Regions from separate parts of the Homo sapiens genome. Here region 1 is linked to region 2. Evidence: chromatin loops called from intact Hi-C (ENCODE). Cell type or tissue: heart left ventricle. All regions are shown on one strand. Links, peaks and the distances in the headings refer to the core of each region. The heading gives the core; the rest is flanking DNA.

Evidence for each region. Peaks named below come from ENCODE experiments on the same cell type or tissue, not always from the same donor. Only the 100,000 strongest peaks of a DNase experiment are listed, where the experiment ranks them.
Region 1: it touches region 2 in a loop (3-fold over the local background); 2 of 110 quality-filtered maps call a loop at or near these places.

Annotation. Positions count from the first base shown.
Region 1 is chr19:18,102,151-18,107,517 of GRCh38, forward strand. All of the region lies in intron 1 of MAST3 (microtubule associated serine/threonine kinase 3), which reads left to right. Among named protein-coding and RNA genes, the nearest start is that of MAST3, 7.1 kb to the left of the region's middle. RefSeq lists a silencer at 2,239-2,348. In heart left ventricle, for the core only: no CTCF peak of the experiment used is centred there; a DNase peak (open chromatin) is centred at 2,371; H3K4me3 peaks cover 915 bases; H3K27me3 peaks cover 1,480 bases.
Region 2 is chr19:17,486,748-17,492,114 of GRCh38, forward strand. SLC27A1 (solute carrier family 27 member 1) reads left to right here. Exons shown (of 12, transcript NM_198580.3): 2 at 1-210; 3 at 427-588; 4 at 713-782; 5 at 2,101-2,192; 6 at 2,261-2,370. It overlaps PGLS-DT (PGLS divergent transcript), which reads right to left. Exons shown (of 3, transcript NR_147835.1): 2 at 4,329-4,450; 3 at 2,243-2,348. Among named protein-coding and RNA genes, the nearest start is that of SLC27A1, 19 kb to the left of the region's middle. RefSeq lists an enhancer at 2,246-2,295 and silencers at 2,376-2,595, 2,403-2,566. In heart left ventricle, for the core only: a CTCF peak has its summit at 2,601; a DNase peak (open chromatin) is centred at 2,484; H3K4me3 peaks cover 333 bases; H3K27ac peaks cover 962 bases.

The sequences.
Region 1 (5,367 bases), core at 190-5,189, 620 kb after region 2:
ATTACAGGTGTTAGCCACTGCGCCTGGCCTTTTTTTTTTGAAACGGAGTTTCACTCTTTCGCTCTTCTTGCCCAGGCTGGAGTGCAATGGCACGATCTCGGCTCACCGCAACCTCTGCCCCCGAGTTCAAGCGATTCTCCTGCCTCAGCCTCCCAGGTAGCTGGGATTACAGGCATGCGCCACCACATCCTGCTAATTTTGTATTTTTAGTAGAGACGGGGTTTCTCCATGTTGGTCAGGCTGGTCTCGAACTCCTGACCTCAGGTGATCTGCCTGCCTCAGCCTCCCAAAGTCCTGGGATTACAGGCATGAGCCACTGCGCCCGGCCACCTTTTTTTTTTTTTTTTTTGAGACGGAGTCTCATTCTGTCACCCAGGCTGGAGTACAATGGTGTGGTCTTGGCTCACTGCAACCTCCGCCTCCGGGGTTCAAGGGATTCTCCTGCCTCGGCCTACCGAGTAGCTGGGACTACAGGCGCCTGCCACCACATCCAGCTAATTTTTGTATTTTAAGTAGAGACGGGGTTTCACTATGTTGGCCAGGCTGATCTTGAACTCCTGACCTTGTGATCCGCCCACCTTGGCCTCCCAGCGTGCTGGGATTACAGGCGTGAGCCACCGCACCTGGCTCAAACTCTTGATCTTAAGTGATCCTCCCGCCTCAGCCTCCCAAAGTGCTGGGATTACAGGCATGAGCCACAGCACCCAGCTGCTTCGGGTCTCTCTTAATCCCTCCAGTATGGGGGTGCTCCTGCTGTGCTATGTCTTCTCCAAAATGGGATTTCCTCAAGGTGGGGCTAAAGCTTGTTGGGGAGGCAGCATCCCCCAGCCTGGGCAAGCGCAGACGGGTATACCATAAATATTACCTTTAAAGGGCAGTTTCAGGGGGTCGGGGCCTCCCCAACCTCCACTCCTCTGGGTGGGAACCACTCCCAGGGGAACAGCAGGCACAGAGGGAGCTGTGGGTGGAAAGCAGATGGTGCGGGGACCGAAGGGTCCGGGAGTGGTGCCAGGAGAGTTCTGTGTGGTCCAGCTTCCCCGGGAGCCTTTGCAGGGAGCTGCCGATTTTGCCTCACCTCTCTCTGCCACTTTAAAAAAACATCTTCAGGCCAGGCACAGTGGCTCATGCCTGTAATCCAGCGTTTTGGGAGGCCGAGATGGGAGGACTGCTTGAGGTCAGGAGGTCAAGACCAGCCAGACCAACATGGTGAAATCCTATCTCTACTAAAAATACAAAATCAGCCAAGCGTGGTGGTGGGCGCCTGTAATCCCAGCTTACTTGGGAGGCTGAGGCAGAAGAATCGCTTGAACCCAGGAGGTGGAGGTTGCAGTGAGACAAGATCGCACCATTGCCCTCCAGCCTGGGCGACAGAGCAAGTCTCCATCTGAAAACAAACAAACAAACAAAATATTCACATCTTTTTGTCTTTTGGAAGCAACTTTCAACTGGTGGTTATTATTCACGTCTTGATCATTGTCTTGACTCCCATCCATCCAAGTCTCCCCCAGCACCAGGCTCTGAGCTTGCTACTCATTGATTCCTCCAGGGACCCTATGTCACTGGGCCATTTTCCAAATGAGAAAACTGAGGCACAGAGGGGTTAAGTCACTTGTCGGGTCACACAGTGCAGGAGTGGGGGAGCCAGACTGGGAACCTAGGACTGTCAGAGTTTTGGAAGGAAATGCCTGGATGGGGTGCAAGTGGGACCCCCCACCAGGGTTCAAATCCCTCCCTGTTTCACGTGGGGTAGTGGAGGAAGTGGTATAAGATCCCACAACTGGCTGGGTGCAGTGGCTCATGCCTGTAATCCCAGCACTTTGGGAGGCCAAGGCAGGTGGATCACTTGAGACCAGGAGTTCAAGACCAGCCTGGGCAACATGGTGAAACCTCATCTCTATAAAAAATACAAAAATTAGCCGGGTGTGGTGGCACATGCCCACAATCCCAGCTACTCTGGAGGCGGAGGTTGCAGTGAGCCAAGATTGCACCACTGCATTCCAGTCTGGGCGACATAGCCAGACGCTGTCTCAAAAAAAAAAAAAAAAAAAAAAAAAAAAAAAAAAAAAAAATTCCCACAACTATTGGAAGGGGAAGAAGGAGACCCTAATGGCCACGGTGATGGTGGTGATGGTTCCATCACCATGACTGCTTGAACTAAACGCCGTGAGTTGTCTGTCCTCAGACATATTCAAGCAGTCAGAGAGACCTTCGAGGGGTAGATTATTCTCCTCCCATCGTGACAGCTTGGTTTTCTGAGCGCAGAGCAGCTGAAGTCAGGCCTGGGGTAACGCCACACCCCCGCGACCCTTCCCCGCCTCTCCCGGGAGACCTTGCCCTCCCAGCTGGGTCATCCGGCAGCCCAGCAGCTTCCGGCCCCCTCCAATTGGCTGTAGGGGCCGATGGCGTCACTGGTTGCTATGGCGAACACCCAGATCACGACGTGGGCAGCCTGGAGCCCACCAAAGTAAAAATAGTCGTGTGTCCCCAACGTGGCCGCCCTGATGTGTGTGGAGGGAGGGTGTCCTGAGACCCAGTTTCCTGCCTCTCACTCCACTAAGAGACGTGGGCAGCCGGCTTTCCTCTGCACCTAAGTTTCCCTGCCAGTAAAACAGCCCCTGCCCGCGGTTCGTAGGAGGTGGCTCAGTAAATGCAAGGACATTTACCAGGTATTATGACAGCTTCCATGGTCCCTTGCTGAGCTCAACAATAGTACAACAGCACACAACAGCAGCAATAGTAATGGCTGATCATGATTAACCCAGAACCCTCCTCACGTCATCTCCAGTTACAGATGGGGAAACTGAGGCACGGGGCATACAAATAATTTGCATGGCCAGGAAGAAACAGAGAATTGAACTGGACCCAGGTCTGGGTGTCCCCAGATTCTAAACTTGTGCCACATGGCATTTTGAGAATTTAATAAACCCTCGTGATTGACCGGGTGCGATGGCTTACACTGTAATCCCAGCCCTTTGGGAGGCTAAGGTGGATGGATCACTTGAGGTCAGGAGTTCGAGACCAGCCTGGGCAACATAGTGAAACCTCGTCTCTGCTAAATATACAAAAATTAGCCAGGCATGCTGGCACACACCTGTAACCCCAGTTACTTGGGAGGCTGAGTCAGGAGAATCGCTTGAACCCGAGAGGCAGAGGTTTCAGTGAGCCAAGACTGCACCACTGCACTCCAGCCTGGCGATACAGTGAGACTCCATCTAAACAAACAAACAAACAAACAAAAAACTGGTTTTTTGGCCAGGCATGGTGGCTTATGCCTGTAATCCCAGCATTTTGTAATCCCGGCATTTTGGGAGGCCAAAGTGGGTGGATCATCTGAGGTCAGGAGTTCAAGACTAGCCTGGGTAACATGGCAAAACCCTGTCTCTTCTAAAAAAAAAAAAAAAAGTCCCAGCTACTCTGGAGGTTGAGGCAGGAGAATCGCTTGAACCTGGGAGACAGAGGTTGCAGCGAGCCGAGATTGTGTCATTGCACTCCAGCCTGGGCAACAAGAGCAAAAGTCTGTCTCAAAAAAACAAAAACAACAACAAAAAAAAACCCTCTTGGGCAGCCCATGTCTGAGGATGGACTGTGAGGTCACAGTGGAACACAAGCTCACGGCTTTCTATCCTTCATGCGGTGAGGGCACCCAGAGTTGGTGCAGGTCAGTTTGCTGAGCTCTAAAAGGGTCTTCAAAAGGGAGTCACCCGTCAGCCGTCCTCCCCACGCCCCCACTGGTACCCAGGGCCCAAACCTGCATAGGCTTTGCAGCGAGTGAGGAGAGAATGGCGTTCAGACCTAGACCCAGGAGGAGAGGGACATCTGAGATGGGACAGGGAGAGGACAACTCAGGAATCTCTGTTTTCTCAACAGATTATTAGTTTTTAGCCACTACTGACATACTTCTTCATAAATACAACTAATTGGTAATTTTAAATAAAATTATTATTAATTTTTTTTAGACTTAGAGTCTTGCTCTGTCACCCAGACTAGAGTGCAATGGTATTATCATAGTTCACTGCAACCTCCAACTCCTGGGGTCAAGCAATCCTCCCACCTCAGTCTCCTGAGTAGCTGGGATTGCAGGCGTGCAACACCACACCTGGCTAATTTTTTTTTCTTTTTTGAGACGGAATCTCTCATTGTTGCCAGGCTAGAGTGCAATGGCACCATCTCAGCTCACTGCAAGCTCTGCCTCCCAGGTTCAAGCGATCCTCCCGAGTAGCTGGGGCTACAGGTGTGCAATACCACGCCCAGCTAATTTTTGTATTTTTAGTAGAGACAGGGTTTCACCATGTTGGCCAGGATGGTCTTGATCTCTTGACCTTGTGATCTGCCCGCCTTGGCCTCCCAAAGTACTGGGATTACAGGCATGAGCCACCGCACTTGGCCCTTCTTATTTATTTATTTATTTATTTATTTATTTATTTATTTATTTATTTTTGAGATGGAGTTTCGCTCTTGTTTCCCAGGCTGGAGTGCAATGGTGTGACCTCGGCTCACTGCAACCTCCGCCTCCCGGGTTCAAGCGATTCTCCTGCCTTAGTCTCCCAAGTAGCTGGAATTACAGGCACCCACCACCATGCCTGGCTAATTTTGTATTTTTAGTAGAGATGGGGTTTCACCATGTTGGCCAGGCTGGTCTTGAACTCCCGACCTCAGGTGATCTGCCCACCTCAGCCTCCCAAAGCTCTGGGATTACAGGTATGAGCCACTGCGCCTGACCGGCCCGGCCTTTTTTTGGAGACAGGGCTCAAGCAATCCTCCCACCTCAGCCCCCCAAGTAGCTAGGAGTACAGGCTTGAGCCACCATGCCCAGCAATTTTTTTTTTTTTTTTTTTTTTTTTTTTTTGTAGAGACGGGGTTTCACTCTGTTGCCCAGGCTAGTTTCAAACTCCTGAACTCAAGTGATCCATCCGCCTTGGCCTCCCAAAGTGCCAGAATTACAGGTGTGAGCCACCGCACCCGGCCTACTCTGGCTAATTTTTTTAAAAAGTTTTGTAGAGATGTAGTCTTGCTATGTTGCCCAATCTGGCTTAAACTTCTGGGCTCAAACAACCCTCCTGCTTTGGTCTCCCAAAGTACTGAGATCACAGGTGTGAGCCACCGTGCCCAGCCTAAAATATTTTTTAATGCAGGTATGGTAGGAGCCGGGTGGGGAATTAGACTGTGAATCTGGAGGGCCTCCAGGAAGAAAGGATGTTGAGTTCAGATCTGGAGTATGAGCTGCAGTTAATTAGGGCCAGAAGGGAGGGAAGGCTGTTCTGAGAGAGCGCACAGATAGCGCAAAGGCCTTGAGGCAGGGCTGAGCCAGTGTGTAGAGTGAGCGGGAAAGATGCATTGGTTGGGGCATGGGATTGGGGATTGTGGGGG
Region 2 (5,367 bases), core at 97-5,096:
ACCTCTTCCGCCAGCTGGGCTTCGCGCCGGGCGACGTGGTGGCCATCTTCCTGGAGGGCCGGCCGGAGTTCGTGGGGCTGTGGCTGGGCCTGGCCAAGGCGGGCATGGAGGCCGCGCTGCTCAACGTGAACCTGCGGCGCGAGCCCCTGGCCTTCTGCCTGGGCACCTCGGGCGCTAAGGCCCTGATCTTTGGAGGAGAAATGGTGGCGGGTGAGGCCAGGCGTGGGCATCAGGTGGGCGGGGACCCAGGACTGGCCCCTGGGCGGGCGGGGAGATGCTGCGCCCCAGGCCTCGGAAGGCGGCCGCCCTGGACGTGGGCATGAGGTGCACGGTCTGGGTATGCCCCGGGCAGGGAGTTGGTGCATCCCAGGCCTCGGGAGGGGGCCTGTCCGGCGGTGACCATGACCCATGTGTTGGGGACCACAGCGGTGGCCGAAGTGAGCGGGCATCTGGGGAAAAGTTTGATCAAGTTCTGCTCTGGAGACTTGGGGCCCGAGGGCATCTTGCCGGACACCCACCTCCTGGACCCGCTGCTGAAGGAGGCCTCTACTGCCCCCTTGGCACAGATCCCCAGCAAGGGCATGGACGGTGAGTCAAGGGTGGGACCCCTGCTCTATCAACTGGTTTCCTACCCGCCCAGGCCCCGCCCCCAACTTCCAGGCCCCACCCCCCAATGCTCAGGCCCCACCCCTAACACCTGTATCTCCTGCAGATCGTCTTTTCTACATCTACACGTCGGGGACCACCGGGCTGCCCAAGGCTGCCATTGTCGTGCACAGCAGGTGAGGGGCCCACAGGCATAATGCCCTCAGCCGCTGAGAGTGACCCAGGCTATCTTGCCAGCCTGACCTGCCCCTCAGCTCCTGTGGGCATCTCCATGTTACCCTGGGGACAGAGAGGGCAGCTGGTGTTTCCTGAGCACTTGCTCTGTGTCCAGACCAGGGCCAAGCCCTCCACGTGTAAACTCATTGCAACCCTCATAACTGCTTGGGGCTGGACAAAGGCATCACACCCATTTTCACACCCATCTTGGGACCCGGTTGCCCTGTGCCCACTACTCTGGGGCCCCTCTCATCCCCCCACCTGTTCACCACATCCATCCCACCAGCAAAACCCGTCCTCTCCATCTGTCTACTTTTTTCCATGCCCCCCATCTGGACCTGTGCCAGCCCCTCCTCGGGCTCCTCCTGCTCCCCCCACTCTCTCCTCCACCCACGATGGCCCAGCTCCTGTCAGCAGCTACAGGAGGTTTGAAAATCCTAAATCAGACCTCCCCTGTCCCAGACCTCCCTGCATCTACCGTGACCCTCAGAATAAAACCCTCTCTCGGGCTAGGCGTGGTGGCTTACGCCTGTAACCCCAACACTTTGGGAGGCTGAGGCAGGCGGGTCACTTGACGTCAGGAGTTCGAGACCGTCCTGGCCAACGTGGCGAAACCCTGTCTCTACTAAAAATACAAAAATTAGCTGGGCGTGGTGGCACATGACTGTAATCCCAGCTACTCGGGAGGCTGAGGCAGGAGAATCGCTTGAACCCAGAGGCGGAGGTTGCAGTGAGCTGAGATCCCGCCACTGCACTCCAGCCTGGATGATACAGCAAGACTCCCTCTCAAAAAAAGAAACAAATAACAAACAAAAACCCTCTCTCAGTTTGGGTGGCTTCTGCCACTTCCCTGATGTCATTTTCCTCCCCTTCACCCCGTACTCACTCCTCCTCAGCCCCCCAAACTCTTCAAACCCATACACTCCTTCCGGCCTCAGGGCCCTCACATGTGCTGTGCCTGGGCACTCTTCCATAGCTCGCCCCCACAGCTCTTTCTTGCTAGGTCTCGGATCACACTTCACCTCCCTAGACAGGATCCCCCAACCCCCCTGGCTGCATTACCATCAGCCCCTCTATGCCCCTTGACCCTATTATATCCCTCGTGACACCTAACACCACCAACAATTGTTGGTTGCGTGTTTCCTTCCTGCCAGCCTGTGAACTCATGCGAACTGGGCTGGCTTTGCCTGGGTCCACATGCAGCATGCTTCCCCATGCCTGTACCCTGGGGGATTTAGGTCCCAGCCTCTGCCCTCCCGGCTCCCCCTCCCCCTGCAGGTACTACCGCATGGCAGCCTTCGGCCACCACGCCTACCGCATGCAGGCGGCTGACGTGCTCTATGACTGCCTGCCCCTGTACCACTCGGCAGGTACTACGGCCTGGGTAGGGAATGGTGGGTGGGGGCGGGGGACCCCTTACCAAGGCCACCCTCTGCAGGAAACATCATCGGCGTGGGGCAGTGTCTCATCTATGGGCTGACAGTCGTCCTCCGCAAGAAATTCTCGGCCAGCCGCTTCTGGGACGACTGCATCAAGTACAACTGCACGGTCAGGCCCTGCCCTGTTCTGTCTAGACCCCGCCCCTCCCAGCCAGGCCTCACCCCCTCCCAATCAGGCCCCACCTCCTCCCGGTGAGGCCCCGTACCTCCCAGCAAAGCCCCACCTCCTCCTGGTCAGGTCCCGTCCTCTCCCAGCCAGGCCCCGCCCCCCGACCAGGCTCTATTCCCTTAACTCCCTTATGTGCGCCCTCCTGTCCACCTGCTGGCGCAACCTGCTCCCCCGTCTCTAGGGGTGGGGTGGGGAGCGGGGCTTAAGGAATGGCTGTTCAGGATGGGGACAGAGAGGGCAAGTAGTGTTTCCTGAGTACCTGCTCTGTGTCCAGACCAGAGCTAAACCCTCCACGTGTAAACTCAATGCAATCCTATAACTTTGGAGGGTGGACCCATTTTGCAGCTGGGGAAACTAAGGCTTGTAATGCGGCTAGGATTGGGCCCAGGGTGCCTGAGCTCCTTAAGGCAATGCCTTCCCCATGCCTTGTGCCCTGTGGGTCTTCCCTGCTGCTGACTGTAGGGAATTGAGACCCTGGGATGGGAAGGGCGATGAGTCTGGGGCTTCCAGGTGAGGAACGCGTGAGGCGGAGGTGGAGGCATCTGCTGTCCCGGAGAGGAGAGCAGGCAGAGGTTAAGAACAGGAATTCTTCTTTCCCCTCCACAGTGAGAGGAGACCAGGCTGAGGGTTTCAGTGCTGTAATGTGGGGCAGGATACAGGAAATACAGGCGGGAGGTACAGGAAACAGGTATGGAGCCCGGAGGGAATAGCAAGGCTGACTGGGAAGGATTGGGTGAGAGGTTGTCCAGGGACTGTGGCAAGTTGGCAGATGCAGATTGGACAGATGGGGCCCAGAGAGATTCAGGCCAGGTCACACAGCTGAGCAGGGGTTGGGGGCTCTGGGCTGAGCATCTTGGGGTATACCACAAGGTCCACAGCTGTGCTTGGCTTCGCTTTTGAGGAGTTTTGGTTCTGTTTGGAGGGTCTTGGGAAAATTACTAATCTGCATGTTGAAATGCAAAAGTATATTTTTATTATTATTATTATTTTTTGAGACAGGATCTCACTCTGTTGCCCAGACTGGAGTGCAGTGGCGCTATCATGGCTCACTGCAGCTTTGACCTCCTGGGCTCAAGTGATCTTCCAGCATTGGCCTCCCAAGTAGCTGGGACTACAGGTGCGCACCACCACGCCTGGCCCACTTTTGAATTTTTTTTGTAGAGAAGAGGTTTCGCCATGTTGCCCAGGCTGGTCTCAAACTCCTGGGTTCAAGCAATCCACCCACCTCGGACTCCCAAAGTGCTGGGATTACAGGCATGAGCCACTGTACCCAGCCCAAAATTATCTTTTAAAAAAAATTACAGAGAGTAGCAAATACACATAAAAGTGGACAGAAAAGTATAGAGAGTTCTGGTGCACCCCTCAGCTGGACCCAGAGGCTATCAGATACCCTGTCCTGCCCCTCCCCACCTCCCCACATCCTCCCCTCGGTGATGGCATAAAGCATCCCTCAGACGGCATCATGTTTCCTGTGTAGCTGTTTCACTATAACCTTTGAAAGATGAGTACTTGTTTTTTCAAATTAAAGTGAAATTCATATAAATTAGCCATATTAAAGTGAAAAATTTGGCCAGGCACAGTGGCTCACGCCTGTAATCCCTGTACTTCGGGAGGCTGAGATGGGCAGATCACTTGAGGTCAGGAGTTTGAGACCAGCCTGGCCAACAGGGTGAAACCCTGTCTCTACTAAAAATACAGAAATGTAGCCTGGCGTGGTGGTTGGTGCCTGTAATCCCAGCTACTCGGGAGACTGAGGCGGAAGAATCGCTTGAACCCGGGAGGCAGAGGTTGCAGTGAGCCAAGATTGCACCACTGCACTCCAGCCTGGGCGTGACAGAGTGAGACTCCATCTCAAAAAAAAAAAAAAAAAAAATTTGGCCGGGCATGATGATACACACCTGTAATCCCAGCTGCCTGGAAGGCTGAGGCAGGAGAATCGCTTGAACCTGGGAAGCGGAGGCTGCAGTGAGCTGAGATCGGGCCACTGCACTCCAGTCTGGGTGACAGAGTGAGATTCCATCTTTAAAAAAAAAAAAAGTCAGTAATTTGGTGGCATTCACAATGTACAATCACCATGTCTATCTAGATCCAGAACATTCTCATGCCCCCCAAAGGAAATCCCATCCCCAGTTACTCCCCATCCCTCCACCCCCAGCCCCTGGCAACCACTATTCTGCTTCCTGCCTCTATGATTTGCCTGTTCTGGACATTTCAGATCAATGGAGTCAGACACTGTCGCCTTTTGTGTCTGGTAAGCATTGTTTTTAAGTGACAGTGATATCTCAGTGTCATCAGGAATCTGGGCAGTGGCTCAATTCTGTCTCACAATGTCAAAAATGTGTTTTTTCTTATTTCCATAATTAAATACACAACCAGCATTATGACTGGTTGATGTGTCTTGTAAGAATTCTTGGCTGAGCGCAATGGCTCATGCCTGTAATCCCAGCACTTTGGGAAGCCGAGGCGGGAGGATCGCTTGAGCCCAAGAGTTGTAGACCAGCCTGGGCAACATAGTGAGTCCCTCATCTCTACAAAAAAATTGAAAATCTAGCTGGTTGTGGTGGTTTGTGCCTGTAGTCCCAGCTGCTTGGGAGGCTGAGGTGGGAGGATTGCTTGAGCCCAGGAGGTCAAGGCTGCTGTCAGCCGTGATTGTGCCAGTGTACTCTAGCCTGGGCAACAGAGCAAGCCCCTATCTCAAAAAAATAAAAAAAAGAAAAGAAAAGAAAAGAAAATATTTCATCTGTAGGTGCCTTTTCTCTTTCTGTCTGTCTCTCTTCCCTCTTGGAATTTATTTATTACAGAAATTGAGATAGTGTCCAGAACAGGTTTGACTCTTAACATTTGGGGCTGGATCATTCCCTGGGGTGGGACGTGTCCTGTGCATTGTAGCATATATTTAGCAACATCCCTGGCCTCCCTGCACCAGATGCCAGTAGC